Regions from separate parts of the Homo sapiens genome. Here region 2 is linked to region 1. The links are chromatin loops, found by intact Hi-C in ENCODE. Cell type or tissue: A673. All regions are shown on one strand. Each heading gives the region's core, and the rest is flanking DNA. Links, peaks and the distances in the headings are about the cores only. Region 1 holds the start of CIRBP (cold inducible RNA binding protein). Region 2 overlaps KLF16 (KLF transcription factor 16).

Evidence for each region. A loop is a pair of places that touch in the nucleus more often than their neighbours do. Peaks named below come from ENCODE experiments on the same cell type or tissue, not always from the same donor. Only the 100,000 strongest peaks of a DNase experiment are listed, where the experiment ranks them.
Region 2: a loop joins it to region 1, with 8 times the contacts of the local background. A loop is called at or near these places in 3 of 110 quality-filtered maps.

Annotation. Positions count from the first base shown.
Region 1 is chr19:1,262,570-1,271,383 of GRCh38, forward strand. CIRBP (cold inducible RNA binding protein) reads left to right here and starts at 6,763. Exons shown (of 6, transcript NM_001300829.2): 1 at 6,763-6,841; 2 at 8,359-8,467; 3 at 8,571-8,677; 4 at 8,760-8,814. The coding sequence starts at 8,365. It overlaps CIRBP-AS1 (CIRBP antisense RNA 1), which reads right to left and starts at 7,691. Exons shown (of 2, transcript NR_027271.1): 1 at 7,256-7,691; 2 at 4,902-5,821. LOC105372236 (a long non-coding RNA gene) reads right to left here and starts at 3,972. Exons shown (of 3, transcript XR_936233.3): 1 at 1,944-3,972; 2 at 861-990. It also overlaps LOC107985303. RefSeq lists enhancers at 842-931, 972-1,021 and silencers at 3,750-4,639, 4,780-4,829, 6,440-6,649, 6,860-7,019, 7,070-7,379. In A673, for the core only: CTCF peaks have their summits at 4,586 (motif pointing left) and 4,788; DNase peaks (open chromatin) are centred at 3,002, 4,062, 6,642, 7,202 and 4 weaker places; H3K4me3 peaks cover 2,311 bases; H3K27ac peaks cover 4,362 bases.
Region 2 is chr19:1,851,656-1,860,469 of GRCh38, forward strand. It overlaps KLF16 (KLF transcription factor 16), which reads right to left. Exons shown (of 2, transcript NM_031918.4): 2 at 744-3,105. The coding sequence ends at 2,804. Among named protein-coding and RNA genes, the nearest start is that of KLF16, 7.5 kb to the right of the region's middle. RefSeq lists enhancers at 2,286-2,842, 2,843-3,400, 3,401-3,956, 3,675-3,969, 4,186-4,375 and 1 more and silencers at 3,686-3,935, 5,266-5,655. In A673, for the core only: no CTCF peak of the experiment used is centred there; DNase peaks (open chromatin) are centred at 1,856 and 3,776; H3K4me3 peaks cover 1,258 bases; H3K27ac peaks cover 4,029 bases.

The DNA of each region.
Region 1 (8,814 bases), core at 2,410-7,409:
AGCCCAGCCCAGCGGGTGGGGGAGGGGAGGCTGTCACCTGGGCCCTGCCTCCACCCTCTTTCTGGTTCTCACTCCCTCCATTTCTCTTTCTTTTGCCTTTCTCTATTTCTGTCCCGATCTCTGGCGCTCTCCCCAACCCAGTACCACCATCTCCGCCCCTCCGTCCCTCCCCTGCTTCCGCCCCCTCTCTGGGGGCCCCCTTCACCCCGGGGCACATTCCAGCTTCCTCCCCCGCCTTGCAGTCCCTCCCTGGAGCCAGCTGCCTCCTCGGTTGCCAGAGCAGAGAGAGTGGGCTTGGGCCGAGGTCGGAGGTCGAGGAGCGGGCGGGAGCCTGGGAGGGCACCCCCAACCCCTCTGGAATGTGGGTGGAGCGGGGCAAGGGAGACAGCTGGTTTCCACGGAGGGCACATGCCCCATACCCAGGACGCTACCCACACTCAGCCCTGGGGGAGAGCAAGCAAAACCAATGGGTGCCATCCCACGAGGGGCCTGCACAGCCATCCCACACCCCCGACCAGCACGCCCGGGACAGCCCTCCACAGGCCACGCATTTATGGGTGCGGCTGGTGTGCCAGGCTCCCAGATACACAACCCCCCCCCCCAGACACACCCCATATACCTGTCCCCAACCTCAATCCACTGTGTGACCCTAAAACAAACAGAACCTCCTTGCTCAGCCTGGGCCAAGGCCTCCCCAAACAAAACTCCAGCCTGCAGAGTCCCACCACACACCGCAGCTGTCACCAGATACAAAGAGGGCCCTGACCAGATACAGAGAGGGCAGCAGCCTTCCCCCACAACCAACACACGCCTGGGCGGGGGCAGGAACACCCCCAGGGCCTCCAGCCACAGACACTCACCCACTCACCCCTCTGTGCACCAGTGATCCTCCGCTGCCCAGCCAAGCTTGACTCCAGCCTGCTGGAGTCTGGGTGGGGGATGGAGAGGGGTTCCCAGGCGAGCCCCAACCTATGCCTTCCAAAAGTCTTTCTGTGCATGTTGGAAATACAAATGAAACAGGAGAGTTAGCATACGGGACAATTATTATTTTTGTTTGTTTTTGTTTTGAGACGGAGTCTCGCTCTGTCGCCCTGGCTGGAGTGCATTGGCGCGATCTCGGCTCACCGCAACCTCTGCCTCCCGGGTTCAAGTGATTCTCCTGCCTCAGCCTCTGGAGTAGCTGGGATTACAGGCGCCCGCCACCACGCCCGGCTAATTTTTGTATTTTTTTAGTAGAGACGGGCTTTCCCCATGTTGGCCAGGCAGGTCTCGAACTCCTGATCTCAAGTGATCTGCCTGTCTCGGCCTCCTAAAGTGCTGGGATTACAGGCGTGAGCTACAGCATCCAGCCCAATTTTATTTATTTTTAGTAGAGAAGGGATTTCACCATGTTGGTCAGGCTGGTCTCAAACTCCTGCCCTCAAATGATCCACCCGCATTGGCCTCCCAAATTGCTGGGATTACAGGTGTGAGCCACCACACCTGGCCCCAGTTATTAGTATTTTCGAGACGGGGTCTCACTCTCTTTCCAGGCTGGAACGCAGTGGCTCCATCACAGCTCACTGCAGCCTCGCTGGAACTCCTGGGCTCAAGCGATCCTCCTGCCTCAGCCTCCTGAGTAGCTGGGACTACAGGTGAGCACCACCATGCCCAGCTAATTTTGCTTTTTTTTTTTTTTTGTAGAGACAGGGTCTAGCTATGTTGCCCCGGCTGGTATCAAACTCCTGGACTCAAACGAAAGTGCTGGGATTCCAGGCATGAGCCAGCGCTCCCGGCCTGCATACGGGATGATTCCATGTGGACTGCCACATCAAGGAAGCAAACAACAAGGAAAGCCTGGCGCTGCGTGGAGCTGTCTTTTGCTGCTAACTGCCCTTGACCGACTTCCTACCAGGTCTTCCCTGTGCGCCTCTAACCCCAGGAGGTGCTGCTGGCATGCCCACCTCTCAGATGAAGCAGTGCGGTCCAGAGAGCGTCTTGGGCACCGCCTGCCTCACAGCTGGGCCCCTGACCCTCCAGGGACTGTGGCTGAGCAGCCATGGCTGCCTGGACGGGTGTCCCCTGGCCCGTCTGTCCGTCTGGATGTGGGAACCCTCCAGGCACGCTGGGGCGGGCAGGTGCCAGGTGCCTCTCCAGCAAGATGCAACATAGGTGTCTTCACTTGCACTCCGTAGGTCCTGAGCCCCTGCAGCTGCCTGGGAGAGTGGGGAAATACTCTCCACTTGTCCCACTCCACTGTTGCCATGGAGATACCTCCCACCCTAGGCAGGGCCACCCTGAGCCTGGTTGGCTTTGCAGGAAATCCCCACTCTTTGACCTCTCTGTTAGGCACAGGACGTGTAGTCCCATGAGAGGGAACTGGGCCCAGGTGGAGATCCATCCGCCTACCCCAGAGCGCGCATCTGTTGCTAAGCAACATCTGAGGCTGCATGGAGGTGGGGGCTCCGGAGCCCCCAGACCTTTTCCCAGTTTCAGAAACTAGGTGGCTGCATCCCCAGCGTCCACGCAGGCGAGCCTAAGCCTCGGTCAGCTTTAGGGTGTCCGTGGGCCATGCAGGGTCTTGGGCCTTTCACAGACACCTGATCTGCACGTCACAGACACGCATGGGTGCACGTCACTACACGTCCGCCACATGTGCTTGGCTGGTCTGCGCCCCAGCAGAAGGGGTCACCTATGTCTCTGCAGTATCCTGTGTACTGAAAGAGCAAACAGGTGTGTGACCCCAGGGCAGGTCGGGGTCCGTCCTGTCCCCAGCCTGTCTACTGCGTGTGCCTGTGGCAGGCAGGGTCTCCGGATGCCGAGTGCATGGTGTATGACTTTGTGTCCAGTGGGTACGAAGCAGGGGTGTGGGTGTGCACCTGTGTGTGGCCTGTGGCGGGGTGTGTGTGCCGGGGATGTCCCTCTGTGGCCCAGGCCTGGCCTTTGGGCTGCTGGGATGGCCTGGCCGGGGCAGGAGTAGACAGGGCCTCCCAGCCTCCACATTCCTGAGCTGTGACTCAGGCCTGTGGGGAGGGGGTGAGTCACAGGGAAGGGAAGCCGACCCACCCTGCGAACGCATCCGAGGAACAGGAGGGAAACTGAGGCTGGGGAGCAGCTCAGTCCGGCTTTCCTGTGTAGCAGCCCCTGAATCTCAGGCCCGGGGGTGGGGCGGGGTGGCGGGGGGGGGCGCGCGGGGCCTCCCAGGGGACCTGAGATCCCAGCCCTGGACTCAGCTGGGAGCTGGGGGAAGAGGCAGGTTTAACCCTTCCTCTTCTGGGCTTCTGGAACTCTGGGCTGCCCTGGGAGGCGCGGCTCCCGCTGACACAGCACGCGTGCCCACCCCAGGGACATGAGTCACAGCACCAGGCATGGACACATATGCTCTGTGGGTCCCGGCACACCCGAGTCACGCACACCCAGCCCTGTCCCCGGCTGCCCCCACATCCACATCCGGATAAGCGCACACTTTGGAGTCCAAGCGCCCACCTCCTTGGGTTGCACACACAGCGCCACGCAGACGGGTTCCTGTGTCTTTGCACACACGCGGGTGCCGGGGGCTCTGTGCACACACCTCCAAGACTGCGTGCACGCCCCTATATGCCCTGCGCACCGACGCAGGCCGGCCTGGGGTCCCTGCACTCACCACGCCGTGTGCACTCGCACATAGCTACACATTCGTGTCCACACAAGCTTGTGTCTCTGTACTCTGCCCACGGGCACACATGTGCGCCACACCTGGCAACCCGCACGCCCGGTCTCTGCATCCCCCACCCTGGCTCTGGGCCCCGCGTAGTGGGGCCAGCTGGGTCGGCTGCAGCCTCTGCCAGGACGGTCCTATTTCTGCGCCCCCGCGGGGCGGCCGCCAGGTGCACGGTCCCGGCCCCCGCCTGGCTAGGAGGAGGCGGTAATTATGCGGCCCCGGGGTCCCCCCCACGCGCCTTTCATCCTCGGCCACGCCCGTCGCAGGCCTAGACGCTCTCTACCGCCTCCCGCCCGGTCATTAGTCGGGGTCGGGGGAGGACCTGGCGTCCGGCGGGCGGGGCCCCGTGGGGAGGGCGGAGTGGGCGGTGCGGGAGCGAGGGAGCTCCGCCCTCGTCTCCATGGCGACGCCCCGCAGGGGAGGAGGCCCGGGAGGAGTATCAGGGTGCAGGAGGTGCGCGCCCCTTCCGAGACGGCAGGCTGGAAAGGGGGCGGATTTGTGAATGGGCCCACGGGGCCCAAGACAGACGCGCGGGGAGCAGGTTCGGGGACTCTGACTGATCCCCGCGCCTCGCCGGGCAGGGGCGAGCCCCGCGCGTCGGGCCCGGAATAGCAGTCTCGCCCCCGCCCGGCGCGGCTATTTTGAGCTCCTCCGTTGGGGCCGAGGCGCGGGGGCGGCGGGAGGCTGGGGGTCGACACGCAGGCTGCGTCCTCGCCCCGCGAGATTGGACCCCTCGAGGACTGTGCGCTGTGGCCGCGCAGGGCTGGGCGGCGGGGCCCCCTCTCCCACGCGAGGCGTCTGCGTGGAGCGGCGGCACCGGGAGCCCGGCCGCTCGAGCCAAACGCCGCGGACGGAGCGAGGCCGCAGCGCCCCCTGGTGTCCGCAACGGGCAGCGCGTCCCGGTCGGGTCCCGCATGGTCAGTGGCCAGCAGGGGTGGATGAAGGGGTCCCAGCCGCCTGAGACCCCCGGTGGGGACACAGGATCGCGGTGAGATACCTGGGAGTCACGGGTGCTCGCAGACGCAGCTGACCCCAGAGGCACAGGTACCGACACAGGTCCACACCTGGAAGCCGGTGCACAGTGCTCGGCACAGATGCAAAGCGGCAGGTGTGCGCAGGTGCGTGTCAACGCCACCCTGGGAACCCAGGATGGCTGCGGACACTCACGGAGCCCGCACCCAGGAACCCGCTCGTAGTAAGCGCTTAATAACTAGGCACTGGCTGAATGAATGAATGAATGAATGAACACGGCGCTTCGCAAAACCAGGAAAAGGCAGAGGCTCACAGAACCAGGGAACGATGGGCTGGGGGGAGCGGCAAGAATTACGCAATTATGCAGGGGCCGCTGTGACTACCAGGCACCCCCTCCAACTCCCCCCCTACAAGGGCTGCTCTGGGTCAGAGAACGTCCACCGCGCTGACTGCTGGGGCTGGGGGCTGGGGGCGCAGATCAGAAAGAATGGGCCTGAATTGCTCCCAGGCTGGGCATGTGGCGCCCGCGTCTGGGGCTCCAGTGGGTGGGTGGCCCCTCCCGCATGGACGGCGGGCGCAGGGGAGCTCGGTGCTGATGTCTCTCTCCTTTAATAACCACCCTGCGTGAGTGGCTGACGCAGCAGCCGGCTGCCGCTGACGGGGAGTGGGGCGGCTGTAGTGGGGGGGCCCGAGGTGCAGAGGGGGTGGTGATGAATCACACAGCTGCTGCCTGGGGGAGGGGGTCTTGAGCCCATGAGGGGTCCCAGAGACCTTGTCACTGGAGACAGCGCCCCTGGCTACCCCCACCTCGATCCACTTGAGGGTGGAAGTGAGTCTGAGGTCAGGAGTGGGGCCGGGATTTCCCTGGGATGAGCAGCAAAGCGGGGGTCTCTGTACGCCAACTTCCCCCAGCTTGTCAGCAGAGGGTCATCCCTCCGAAGACTTTCTGGGGCAGAGAGGCAGGGGTCCGCGCTGGCTTCTTCCACCAGGGCTGGGGGAGGCGGCGGCATGAGATGACTCCTGGGCGAGGAGCAAGTGGTGGCCATAGAGGGCCCCCCAGAGGCTTTGGGGCCGCCGAAGAGTAGTGAGTGAGGGTCCTTGTAAAGCTGGTTCTCCAGATGGCGGCGGCTTTAAGACTCCCCTCCGCCAACCAGGCTCAGTAGGGGAGGCCTGTGGAAGGAGAGAAAAGGCCTGGGTGGAGGAGCAGAGTGGGCCTGGCCCCGCGTGGGGAGCGAGTGCGCCGTTGCTGTGCAGCACGGTGGGAGGGGAGGCCGAGGGCCGGGCGGAGTGCTGGGGTGCAGTGGGGACTCGGGGTGTCCGCCTGCACCCGACAGCAGGGACGCACAACACTATCCGGCCAGGCGAGTGTGGGGGTGTGGGCCACGCACCCAGCCGTGATAATCGCGGTTCCAGTGGGAGTTAGGCTTGGGTGCGGGTTGGAGTTTGTAGGCAAACTGGGTTGCGTAAAGTTGGGGTGCACCAAAGTGTGGCGATGTAGGAAGAATTGGGATTGCGAATATTGGGGTTCGCATGAATGGGGTTGTCTCTGTTGGGGTTTTGGTGGGCATGGGGTTGATGGCAGGAATGGAGTGCTGGGGTGCTGGGAAAACTGGGACGTCGGTTGTATTGGCAAGAATATCACGACAGGTGTCGGGGTTCAGATGAAGTTGGGATGTCTGACAGCCGGGTCTTGGTTGGGTAGGGGATCTGGGCTAGGTTGTTATGTCGGGACTGCTGGAGCACAGGCAAAGTCGGGGTCCCAGTGACACCCAGAAGTCCCCATGAGGCCTGAGGCCTGGGAATCGGGGCTAGAGGCCCATTTGTTCCCCGCCGCAGGCCAGGGAGCAGGCACGCGTAACTGGGTCAGCCCCGCCCCGCCCCGCCGCGCGCTGGTCACGCCCCCTCGAGCGCGGGTGGAGGACTGCGGACTGCAAACGTCTCGGCCAATAGTCGAGCCCGACACCAGTCCGCGGGAGGGGGCGGAACCGAGATAGACTCGGCCCCCAGCTCATGAATATAAGACGCAGGCGCGCCCTCTGATTGGCCCAGGATGTGTAGGGGGCGGGGCCCGGCGGAAGCGTATATAAGGCCGGGCTCGGGGACGCCCCCCCCTCACTCGCGCGTTAGGAGGCTCGGGTCGTTGTGGTGCGCTGTCTTCCCGCTTGCGTCAGGGACCTGCCCGACTCAGTGGTGAGGGCCCTGGCTGCACCGGCTCCGAGGAGCTCGGGGCGGCGGGCGGCCTGCGGCGGCCAGGCGAGGCGGGGCCGCAGCGGCACGCCCCTGGGAGGGGGCGGGCCCGGGGTGGAGTCCGCCCCGCCGGCGGCGAGGGACAGCGGGAGATTGGGCCGAGTAGCGGCCAGAGGGCCTCTCCCCGCCGGTCCGGGCCGCCGGCGACCCGGTTGCCGCCGCAAAATGGCGGCCGCGAGCTCGAGGCTGTGCCCAGCGAAATGGCGGGAGCGCCGAGTTCCCGGATGGAGTGGCGCAGGGTGCGCGCGGGGCGCATGCGCACGCGGCGGGGGCGGGGCCACGTGGCGCCCCCGGTCTCCAGGGCCGCTTTCCCGGCCTTGGGGCTGGAGGTATCCACACACCAACGCTTTTGCTTACCGAGCCTTAGTTTCCTCCTTTTCCCATTGCGATTGCATGAGGGAAAGGACGGCCTCGTAAATCTTGGGTAGGCGTGGCCCGTTCTAGTGTGGTTCCTCGTCTGCCACGTCGTGCTTTGCGCCCAAAGTTTGGTCCAAGTTGGCACAGCTCCCAGTGCCAGACTTCCAAGTCTAGTTCTCAGAGCCACTGGGTGGCGGCCATTCCCAGCCAGTGAATGCTTTGTCTGTGTCAGCACTGACCGCCCCCTTAAATAGCCAGTTCTCCTAAATGCCACTTCCCCTGCCTGGAAATCCTGCCTTATCACTTCCGGGGCCATCCCTTCCCGATTCCCGGCCTAGGTCCTGGCTATGGAAGTCAGTACCTGCCCTGAGGTGCCCCCCAGGACGGGGCGGCCTCCCTGACAGCCAGCCCCCCCCCCAGTCTCAGGAGGCATTTTACAGTGAGCAGAAGCACGTTCTGGTCCAGCAACAAGTAGATGTCAGTTGGTTAGGGTAGGAGTTGGCACCCGTTCGGAAATAGGAGAACCTGAGAGTGCAGTCCTGCCCAGGGCACAACTGGAAGGCTGTGGGGGAAGGGAGACACCCATTGTGGAAATGGGTGCGGCCTGCCTTCAGTCTTGGGGGTGGATGGAGTAAATTATTTGAATTAAGAAGTCCTAGGTGGCTGGGTGCGGTGGCTCACACCTGTAATCCCAAAACTTTGGGTGGCCAAGGTGGGAGGATTGCTTGAGCCCAGGAGTTTCAGACCAGCCTGGGCAACAGAGCAAGACCCCATCTCTACTAAAACAAATTTAAAAAAATTATCCAGGCGTGGTGGTGTACACCTACAGTCCCAGTTTCTTGGGAGGCTGAGGTAGGAGGATTGCTTGAGCCCAGGAGGTGGAGGCTGCAGTGACCCCTGCACTCCAGTCTGGGTGACAGTTAGACACACTGCCCCCGACCCCAAAAAAATAAGTCCTAGGTATGAGTTTGAGATAATGAAAAATAAAAATCTGATTTTCTAATATTTCCCCTAAAAAACACATGTCATTTACATAAAATAGGAAGCGGGGAGAGGTGGTGAGAGATGACCCCTGTTGAGGATTTCATTGGTGTCTGCCACAGGCCGCCATGGCATCAGATGAAGGCAAACTTTTTGTTGGAGGGCTGAGTTTTGACACCAATGAGCAGTCGCTGGAGCAGGTCTTCTCAAAGTACGGACAGATCTCTGAAGGTGAGGCTGCTGCTGGGCCCGCGGCCCTGGGCGGGGGGGCTTGTGCTCCTCCTACCTGGAAGTACAGCTGGGTGCTGACTGCAGACCTCTCTCCCCTGCACAGTGGTGGTTGTGAAAGACAGGGAGACCCAGAGATCTCGGGGATTTGGGTTTGTCACCTTTGAGAACATTGACGACGCTAAGGATGCCATGATGGCCATGAATGGGAAGGTGAGGATCAGGGTGCTGAGCAGGAGTCCCGTCTCGAGGATGGGGCACCCACCTGCTAACCCGTCCCGCCCTCTGTCTCCAGTCTGTAGATGGACGGCAGATCCGAGTAGACCAGGCAGGCAAGTCGTCAGACAACC
Region 2 (8,814 bases), core at 1,841-6,840, 590 kb after region 1:
ATTTGCCGCCCAGGTTGGGGAGGGGTCTGGCGTGAGCCGGCGCCGGCCGCGCGATACGAGAGGCCGACCACCCCCTTCCCCGGGCGGGCAGCAGGCGAAGCCCCAGGGCTCAGCAGGTGTGTAGGAGTGGCCTGCCCGGCCCCATCCCAGCCCCGCCGGCCTCCAGGCTCTGGGGAGCGCTGGAGTCCACAGTGGTTTTTTCCTGGGGAGGGCCTCAAAGCTCTCACCGCCCCCTCTTCCCTATTCCCACTAGGGGAGCTGGCATACAGTAGGCGCTCAATACAGGAGCACAGGAGCCTGGGAGGCGGCCGGGGGACCCTCCGTGGAGGAGCCTGTCCCGCGCCGGCGAGCAGCCCCGGGGGCGCAGGCTCCCCCATCCCCTGCGGCACCGGAAGGGGCGGGCGGTGGACGCCCCCGGGCGCCCTGTCACTGTGCCTCGGTTGCCAGGCAACGGGGCGGGCGGGAAGCTGGGCGGGGGGCGCAGCTGCGCCAGGCGTGGGTGACACCCGGCGGGCGCAGCGCGCGCTGCTGCAGGCAGCCCCCTCCGCGGGGCTTAGGGCTAGGGGCAGGGCATTTTGTGTCTCAGCCAGAGGGGCCTGGCCAAGACCCCCTTCACTAGCCCGCTGCCTCGGTTTCCCCACGAGGTGGATGAACTTGGGACCACACTGGTGGGTGGGACAGAGGGATTCAGAGCGTGCCCACAGGTGGGGACTGCCACGGGAGAGACCACACACACGCTGGAGTAGGGTTTAAAAAGGGGCTTGTTTAATTAATTAAATACAAGGATGAGGCCAGGCAGGGCGGGGGAGGGGCGCCACCCACGGAAAGCACACGCCTCTCGGAGCCGCCTCCCCTGCAAACGGCTGGAACCAGGTCCCAGTGATCAGCGACTCCTGGGAGAGTGGAGGGGTGGGCGCAGGTCTCTCCAAGCCCCTGGACACTGGAGAGGGGCCCAGTTATAGAGTTCTGGAACCCACAGCCCTACCTACCCCTGCTCCAGACAGGCCCCTGCCAGGGCTGGGGCCAACCAAGACTCACAAAGGAAAACGGGGCCCCAGTCCCCCACCCACCCCCACAGACTAAGGCATCTCACTAGCGCTGCCAGAAGAGGGTTTGAGGCTAGGGACAGAGAACACAGAGAGCCGAGGGCTGGATGGGGCAGGACCCTCCGAGCCCAGCTCCAGAAGGGCGTCCCCTGCCTCCCTCCCCCCAGGATCCCAGGCACCCATCCCTGGATCCTGCCAGGCCGGGGCTGGGTCCAGGTGCACACCAGTGCCATCCAAAGCCCCCCTGTCCCCAAGCGAGAGGCAGGACGGTTCTGGAACAAAAGGGGGTACCAAAAACCTCCTGCAGCCAACAGTGGGGGGATCCACCTTTCTGGGTCTGACATGGAACCGGGGACCCTTCTCATTCCAGGCTGGGGGTCCTCAATACCCCCCCCAAGAGGAAATGCAACCCAGGCCACAGCAGGACGACCGCTGACAAGGACACAAAGGTGGCCCCCGAGGAACAAGTCCCCACCCCACCCAAGTTCAGCTCAGAGACCCCCCACACACACTCACACCCCCTGAGGATGCCGGACCACCCATGGGGGCCCAGAAAAAAAGGAATCCGTGCCTGAAAAAATATTCTACCCGGTGCAAAAAAAACGAGCTACCCCAGGAGGCTGCACAGCCAGCCCTCTGCTTCCAGTCCACGAGGCAAGACCTCAACCACGGGCCAGGACCCACCTCTTCCAAGCACCCAGGAGAAGGAGGGGAGGCCAGGGAAGCAGGGCCGGGCCAGGCTGCAGCCCAGGCCCGGAAGAGCCTGCAACCCCGGCGGGCATGGGCTCCACGGCCCCACCTGCAGGCCAGGGAGGGCAGCGCAGCCCAACAGCCGCAGTCGTCGTTAAGGGAGAGTTGATTGTCACGTGATACCGCAACGGCCAAAGTCAGCAAGGCAGGGACTGGAGGCCCAAGCCCGGTGCCAGCCTCCCCTGCAGCCTCTCTCACCCACCCACCCAGAGAGGGCGAGCTAGGGCCCCCACACCCGAGGACAGAGGAAAATAAATAAGCCAGGATTCCCTCCCGACCCCACTGAGTCAAATGTTCTTTGGAAGAACCCAGAGGTCCCCTCCCTCCCCATCCCAGGTCTCAGAAGCAACACCTGGAGCCCCTCCGGGCATCCTAACGCTGCCCCACTCCTGGCTCTACCCCCGAGGTCTGGGGGGCCAGGCAGCCCCTACCGTGGGCAGAACTTGTGGACACCTGAGATTGAGTACCCGAATGGGGGGTGGCTGGGCTGCACCCCCATTTCCCTGAACTACTCCCATGGCTTTCGGTGGGGTGGGGGTGGGGTGGGGAGAGGCAGGGGCCGTGTCAACCCCCGACTCCTCTATGGCTGTCTGAACACTTCATCCCAATCTGCAGGGATGGGGCAGGGGGTGCTTTCCCCGGGCCGGCTCCCAGAAGTCCACTCCACCCCCCCAAACCCCACCCCGGGAGGGGGGCAGCAGGGGGTGGTGGAGAGGAGAGGGGAGGACCTCCTAGCTGCCCTGGGGGGGCCCCGTTGCACAGATGGGAAGAAAGTTAGTATCATGGCTATTTACAGACACAAGCCCCCGTCACCCATCCTGAGAGCCACCTCTGAGGTCAGGCAGACCCAGGTCCAGTCTCAGGCCCCCTCCTCACTCTCTGGAGGGGGGCAGGGGTGTCTTCAGGGTTTGCCCACGGCTGGAAGGGGCCCAGGCTCCCCGTGGGTCCTCACTACACCCCTGGATGGCAGAAGCATCCTGGCGGTCAGGGTGGGCTGCACGAGGGCCCTACAGGCCTGCGGGGGCTGGGCTGGGCGCGGGGCTGGGCGCAGGGCTCCCGGCCAGGCTGCAGGGCAGCGAGTCGCTGGGGGAGGTACTGCGGGCACCAGGGCGCCGGAGCAGGTCCGGGTGGAAGCCGGGGTGGCGGCGGGCGTGCTTGGCCAGGTGGTCACTGCGGGTGAAGCGCTTGGAGCACAGAGGGCAGGAGAAGCGCTTCTCGCCCGTGTGCGTCCGGTGGTGGCGGGCCAGCTCGTCGGAGCGGGCGAACTTCTTGTCGCAGCCCTGCCAGTCACAAGCAAAAGGGCGTTCCCCTGGACGGAGAGACAGAGACAGACAGCGGGTCAGCGGGGGCGGGGGGAGATGACAGACACGTTCCAGCAGATCCCAAAGGGTGGCGGGCATTTGTCCCGTGCCGTTTTAGAGGCTGAGCTCTGGTGTGAGTTCAAAACATGGAGAAGCACAAAGAATACAACCCTTACCCGCCCCCCGGTGGCCCAACACGAGACCCTAATAAATAATCCTCTTATTTCCTACCAGCTCTTAGAAAGGACTCTCCGGCGAGCCCAGAATCTGTTAACCGTAAGTAACCGCCGCAGACCCCCAAGGCTGAAGCTCCCCAGGCCCTCGCAGCCTCTGGCCCCAGGCGGGACCCTGGCAGGGATTAGCAAAGGCCTCCCAGTGTCTGTCCCAGGCACAGGCACGCTCAGAAGGCATGCTCGGCCTTCAGGCTGTCCCTGCCCCCCACCCAGGGGCATGCAGGGGCCTCCATCTGTGCATGATCCCCTCCTTTTCCAAATGACCACCTGGGATGCAAAGGCTGGGTTAAGGGGGTACAATCATGGCAACCTCCCTAACCCTCCTGGCCCCTCCACGAGCAAGGGGGCATGGGAGGAACCCGCAGGCACAGTCAGTCTGGGCCCCGATCTCGGGGTGTGGTTAGATGGAAGACAGGCAGGAAAGCTCACAGGGAGGGGAGGGGGCGGGGTCTCCCGGGAAGGGGCGGGGCCCGGCGGGCTGGACTCGCCCCACCCCCACGGGACAGATGGCGCTGGGCAGGGGCGGGCCACCACCCGGCCACTTCCTCCACAGTCCCCTCCCACCGCCAAGGCCGGGCCTCGCCCATCCTGCCCCTAACCAGCCGTCACCATCTGGGCCTGCCTGTGCGCCTCCAGGCGGTGTGGGTCTTTGCTCTAGAACTGTGCCACCCGACCCCTTCCTTTAGCCGGGGTCTCACGCCCACAGCATGTGGCATCGTGATGTCAGCGTCTCCCCAGCAGATAGGGGTCTCCAACGACTGGGGAGGGGCAGGTCAGTCCACCTCCACCCAGGGACCGAAGCAGGACAAAGGGCCCTGCATCCCCGAAGCTCCCACCCTTTCGGGCCCTGCACCAGGTACCCTGGACCCTGGCATTCCGGGACGTTATTCCCGTGACACCCCAGGGTGGGTTGTGTGGATGGAGACCGGATGTGCATGCCCCTCGTGGCACTGGTTGGAGCCCTGAGTAGCAAAAGAGACGTCAGAACCAACTCCCCTGAGTGGCCCCAAAGCCTATTCTCAAGGAAGCCACAGCAGGGCCAGGAGGGTAGTCACCCGGTGGGTTACAAACTGGGCAGCCCACGCCCAGCACTGGAGGTTGCTCTGGCCCTGGGAGCACTCCCACCGGTCCATGAAGAACTGCAGCCAGCCAGGGGCCTAGAAGGACCCACAGCAGGGACCATGGTGAGGGGTACAGAGACGGCGGGAGGGGCACGGCCATGCTCAGGGTGACCGAGTGACATCTCTGCTCTAAGATCAGGGGCTGCCCTGGGGAGCCCAGCTGAGGAGGGGCACGGGAGGGTGGAGGGGTCTGCCCACTGAGGGGCACCAGCGATCACCCGTGACCCAAGAAGAGCTGGAAGAAAAAACCTTCCCTTCTCATCTCATCCTTCCTCCCTGCCACACCCCGACACCCTCAGCAAAACAAGACTGCAGACAGAGACCAGCAGCCCCCCTCCCCAAGAGGTTGTGAATCCAGGCAGCTGGAGAGGGGGAGAGACCAGCTGTCACCAAGACCAACAGTAGCCTCAAATCCCTGGGGCTGCCTGCTCCACACCCCAAGTCTCCCCCAAGCAACCCAGGATGCAGCTGGGGTCGCGGGTCCGCCCCAGCTGGGGGCCGTCTACAACCCAAGCAAGAGGCGCAGAGCAGCCCTGGAAGGGACCCCACTCCCATCTCAACCACTGGGCCCTGACAGCTCCCAAGGGCCTCAGTCTGGGGACGGGGTCTGGCTGTGGGAGCGCGGCTGGAGCAGACCACGGGATTGGGGCTCGCGCCCCTCCAGGGAACATGCCGCCGTGTCGCCATCTTGCAAGGCACAGGCGGGGAGGCGGCAGGAGGGAAGGGGGAACATCCCACGGCTGGGTGCCGGACAGTCAGTTGGTTCACTTCCCCTTTCAGGGCGGCGGGGCTGGTCTCCACTCCCTCTCCCCCAGTTCCACTTTGCAAGGAGGAGCAGGTTGCCGGGGTGGGGGGGGCGACCGGGGCAGGGGCGCGCAGCCGCTGGGAACACAGCTGCCGCACGTAGCTCGGCGGCGGCGGCGGGGACATCCGCAGCCCCAGCCGGCCCCGCTCACGTGGTCCCACTCCCGCCGGGGCCAGGGGGCCCGGGCCAGGGTCGCCTCTCCGGCCTGGGTGCCTGCCAGCCCCGCCCCGCGCTTGGAGACTGAGGCGCGCACATGCGCACGTGGGTGGCGGGGCAGGGGGTGCACGGGCTACCCACCCACGCTGCGCTGGGCGAAGCGCCTCTGCGAAATGCCAGGCCCTGCCTCGCACACAATCCACTCGCAGGGAGGAGGGTGGGGTGAACTTGTGGGGGCCCAGAGCGCGCTGCTCCTAGCCAGCCGGGCCCCCAGGTGCACAGCCACCCAGCTGCTCCGCGCTACCTGGCCGAGACGCAGCGCCCTGAGGATGCGGTGGGTGGGGACAACGCGGGAGGGCAGTGTGGGCGGGGCCGCGGTGGACTTGACCCTCTGACTCAGGCTGGGCCCGGGTGAGCTCAGGACAGCCTCGGAAACAGGCAGGCTCAGAAAAATGGAGTCCAGGAAGTCCTGGAAACCTGGCCCGGCCCCGTCTGAGCCGGCACAGGAGGGGCCTGGAGACAGGACTGCGGGACTGTGCCAAGGGCCCTGGTTCCGACAGGGAAGCCTCACCTCCTGAGCTTGTCTGGGGGGCCTTGGGGTGGGGAGGGGGGCTGTGGCCGGCTGCCTGCCGGGGCACTCACGTCCACCTAACAGGTGGGGTCGGGTCTGTAGGGGAGGGCACAGGTGGGGAAGACCAGCCCCAGCCGCAAAGCAAGCATCCCAGGAGAGCCAGGAAAGGCTGGGGCTGGGGAGGCCTCTTACCCACCCAGGGAAGGGAGGAGCTCCTGAAGGTGATCCTTGAGCAGGTTCTATAGAACCTATAGGCAGCTGCTTCTGGGAGCCGCTGCAGAAAAGGGGGAACACTGGTGGTGAGGCCCTGCCAGCCTGGGGGTGGGGTCTCGAATACTACTGGGCCATAGCAACCCCCACACCCACTCTGCCCCTAGCTCCCCTGACTTCCCAAAGCCAAAGCTTCCTTCCTCCCCCATCCCCACTCCTCCAGTAGACTTCCCCTTTCCAAACCCCCTGCTGTTCCCGCCAAACACGCAGGCAGGCATACCCACCCTTGTGTCAATCCCGTACCTCCCCACGTGCCACCTGCCAGCCAAATCCCATCACCTTCGGGATCCGTCCAGGCCCCACCCTGCCCCTCCCAGCTCACTCCTGGACTAGTGCAGTAGTCCAGCAGCTCCCGCCTGGGCACCCAGACTGCGCTTGGCTTTCCTGAGTTCCGCCCTGGCCTAGGGTCAAAACTGATGGCTGATCCTGCCCGGAGCTTCTCTGAGCAGCAGTGCCCCTCACAGTGGCCTGGTGCCCCCCAAGCACCCTTGGTCAGCTTCTCTGTCTTTGTACCAGGCTTCCAAAAACGCATGCATCTTGTGGGTGTAATATCTGCACCCCTGCACTCCAGTGGGAGCAGAAGGCAGGCACTTCATTGACGGCTGGGTCCCCGGCAATGCCCAGCACAGGCCTGGTATACAGCAGGTGCTTAATGCATATCTGTGGAAAAGGAGAATGCAGGCCTAGGGGATCAAGCTCTGGTTCCAACAAGAGCAAGGGCAGATAATGTTTGCTCAGCATCTTGAATACTCCTGTCCTCCCCACCCCGCCGCCAAACTATCACTACTCCCTTCTACATAAAAGGAGGCCCACCTGAGGCCCAACCCAGGCCAGGACCTCCTGCACCAGACTCTGGGTACCTGGGGGTCGGCAGGGGACAACCCCCTCAAGGACCCTGGTGCCTGTGTAACCTCTGTTCCAGAAATGGTCTAAGCCAGGGTGGTGCCCCCCGCCCCCACAGCTCACCCTGCTGGTATCATGTGCCTCCTCCCCACCGATCTGGGCTGCTTTTATCAGAGAGCCTGGGTGGGGGTGGTTATCGCCCCCCACAACCCTGGGGGAGCCCTCCCCATCCCACTAGCTGGGGCACCTGCAGGCAGTTCCAGCTGCTCTCTGCACTCTGCAGGCTGGAGAGGCGGTGGGTGGGGGAGGGCAGTCCCTGGCCCCCTACCCCCCACCCCCTATGGCCTGGCACTGCCCCACTCCGACCCTCCCCAGATAAGCTGCCAGTTCTCCCAAGCTCTGCCCACCAGCACTGCCATCCCAACCCTACAGGAGCGCATAGTTCTGCCTGGGGGTGGAGGAGAGAATGAAGTGGGGCATGGCTGCTTCCCCCTCTGGGCCTCAGTTTCCCCACCCACCTGTCCTCCTGGGGCCCTCTTCAGCAAGGGATCAGAAACCTGGCAGGCACTCAGACACTCCTCTGCACACCTCGTCCTGAGGAGTCTCCCTCCAACCCAGTGCGTAGACCAGCACGCCTCGATCCCTCCCACATCTCGTCCTGCCCTCCTCAACCCCTCTCTGATCCTAATCCCTTCTCCATAAATGGATTTGCCTCTGCAAAGCCCAGCCTGCCTCACTGCCGCCCCCAGCGTCCCCACCCTCGGGATTAAGTGCAGGGATTCACCTTGCCGAGGTGCCCCCTCCCCACCTCAAGTCCCTACCTCCACAGCAGACCCCAGAGCCAGCACGCCCTTCCTCTCCCATTCCCTGCCCCACCCAGCCCAGTGGGCCTCAGGCTGCCTCCTCCAGGAAGCGCTTTCCGTCATCACTAGCATCCCTGTTGCCACCCCCCACCCCGCCCCCCGCCACCACGGACACAGTTCCCTAAGTCCTGGGGCGCGGGGACTGGGATGCTGGGTGCTGGCCTGCGGCAGGGGACTTCAGAGTGGGATACAACTGGGGGTGACCCTGCAGCCCCCTGGGGGGCACCTGACAAGGTCTGGGGACATTTGTGATTGTCACGACTGGGGAGGGGGTGCTCCTGCCATGGAGTGCGTAGAGGCTGGGGACACTGCATAACCCCCTGCAGTGCCCAGGACAGCCCCTCCCCAGAAAACGATCAGGCCCCAAATGTCTCGGTAAGTGCGGAGGAGAGAAGCCCTGGGTGAGAAGAACCCTTCCAGGTCTGAGCCCCTCTCCTGGGGAGGGTGTCGGCAAACCCTCTGGAGGTGCAGGCTGACGGTGTGCCGGGCACTGGCATGCCGGGGGCGGGGGGGGGGCCCTCCGGGGATGCAGGGGGTTTGGAGAGCAGGGAGCCGACAGCCAGCCTCTCCTCCCGCCCCCGCCCCAACTCGCTGGCTCGCTCACTCTCCGTAACCATAGCAACGGCGTCAACATCACCCACAGCTTCCAAAGTCCTTCCCCGCCCCACGCAGGGGAGAGAGAGCCGAGAGCTGGCCGGGCTAGGATAGGGGCTGTGGGCCAGACCCAGGGGACGGGAGGTGCAGTCCTGCCGCCTGCTGCCCCCATGAAGAACATCCCACTGCTCCCCTGGCCTCCCTGCTCCCAGGGCCAAATGTGGCCGAAATCACAGGTGGGGCTCCTCCAGTGTGCCTCAG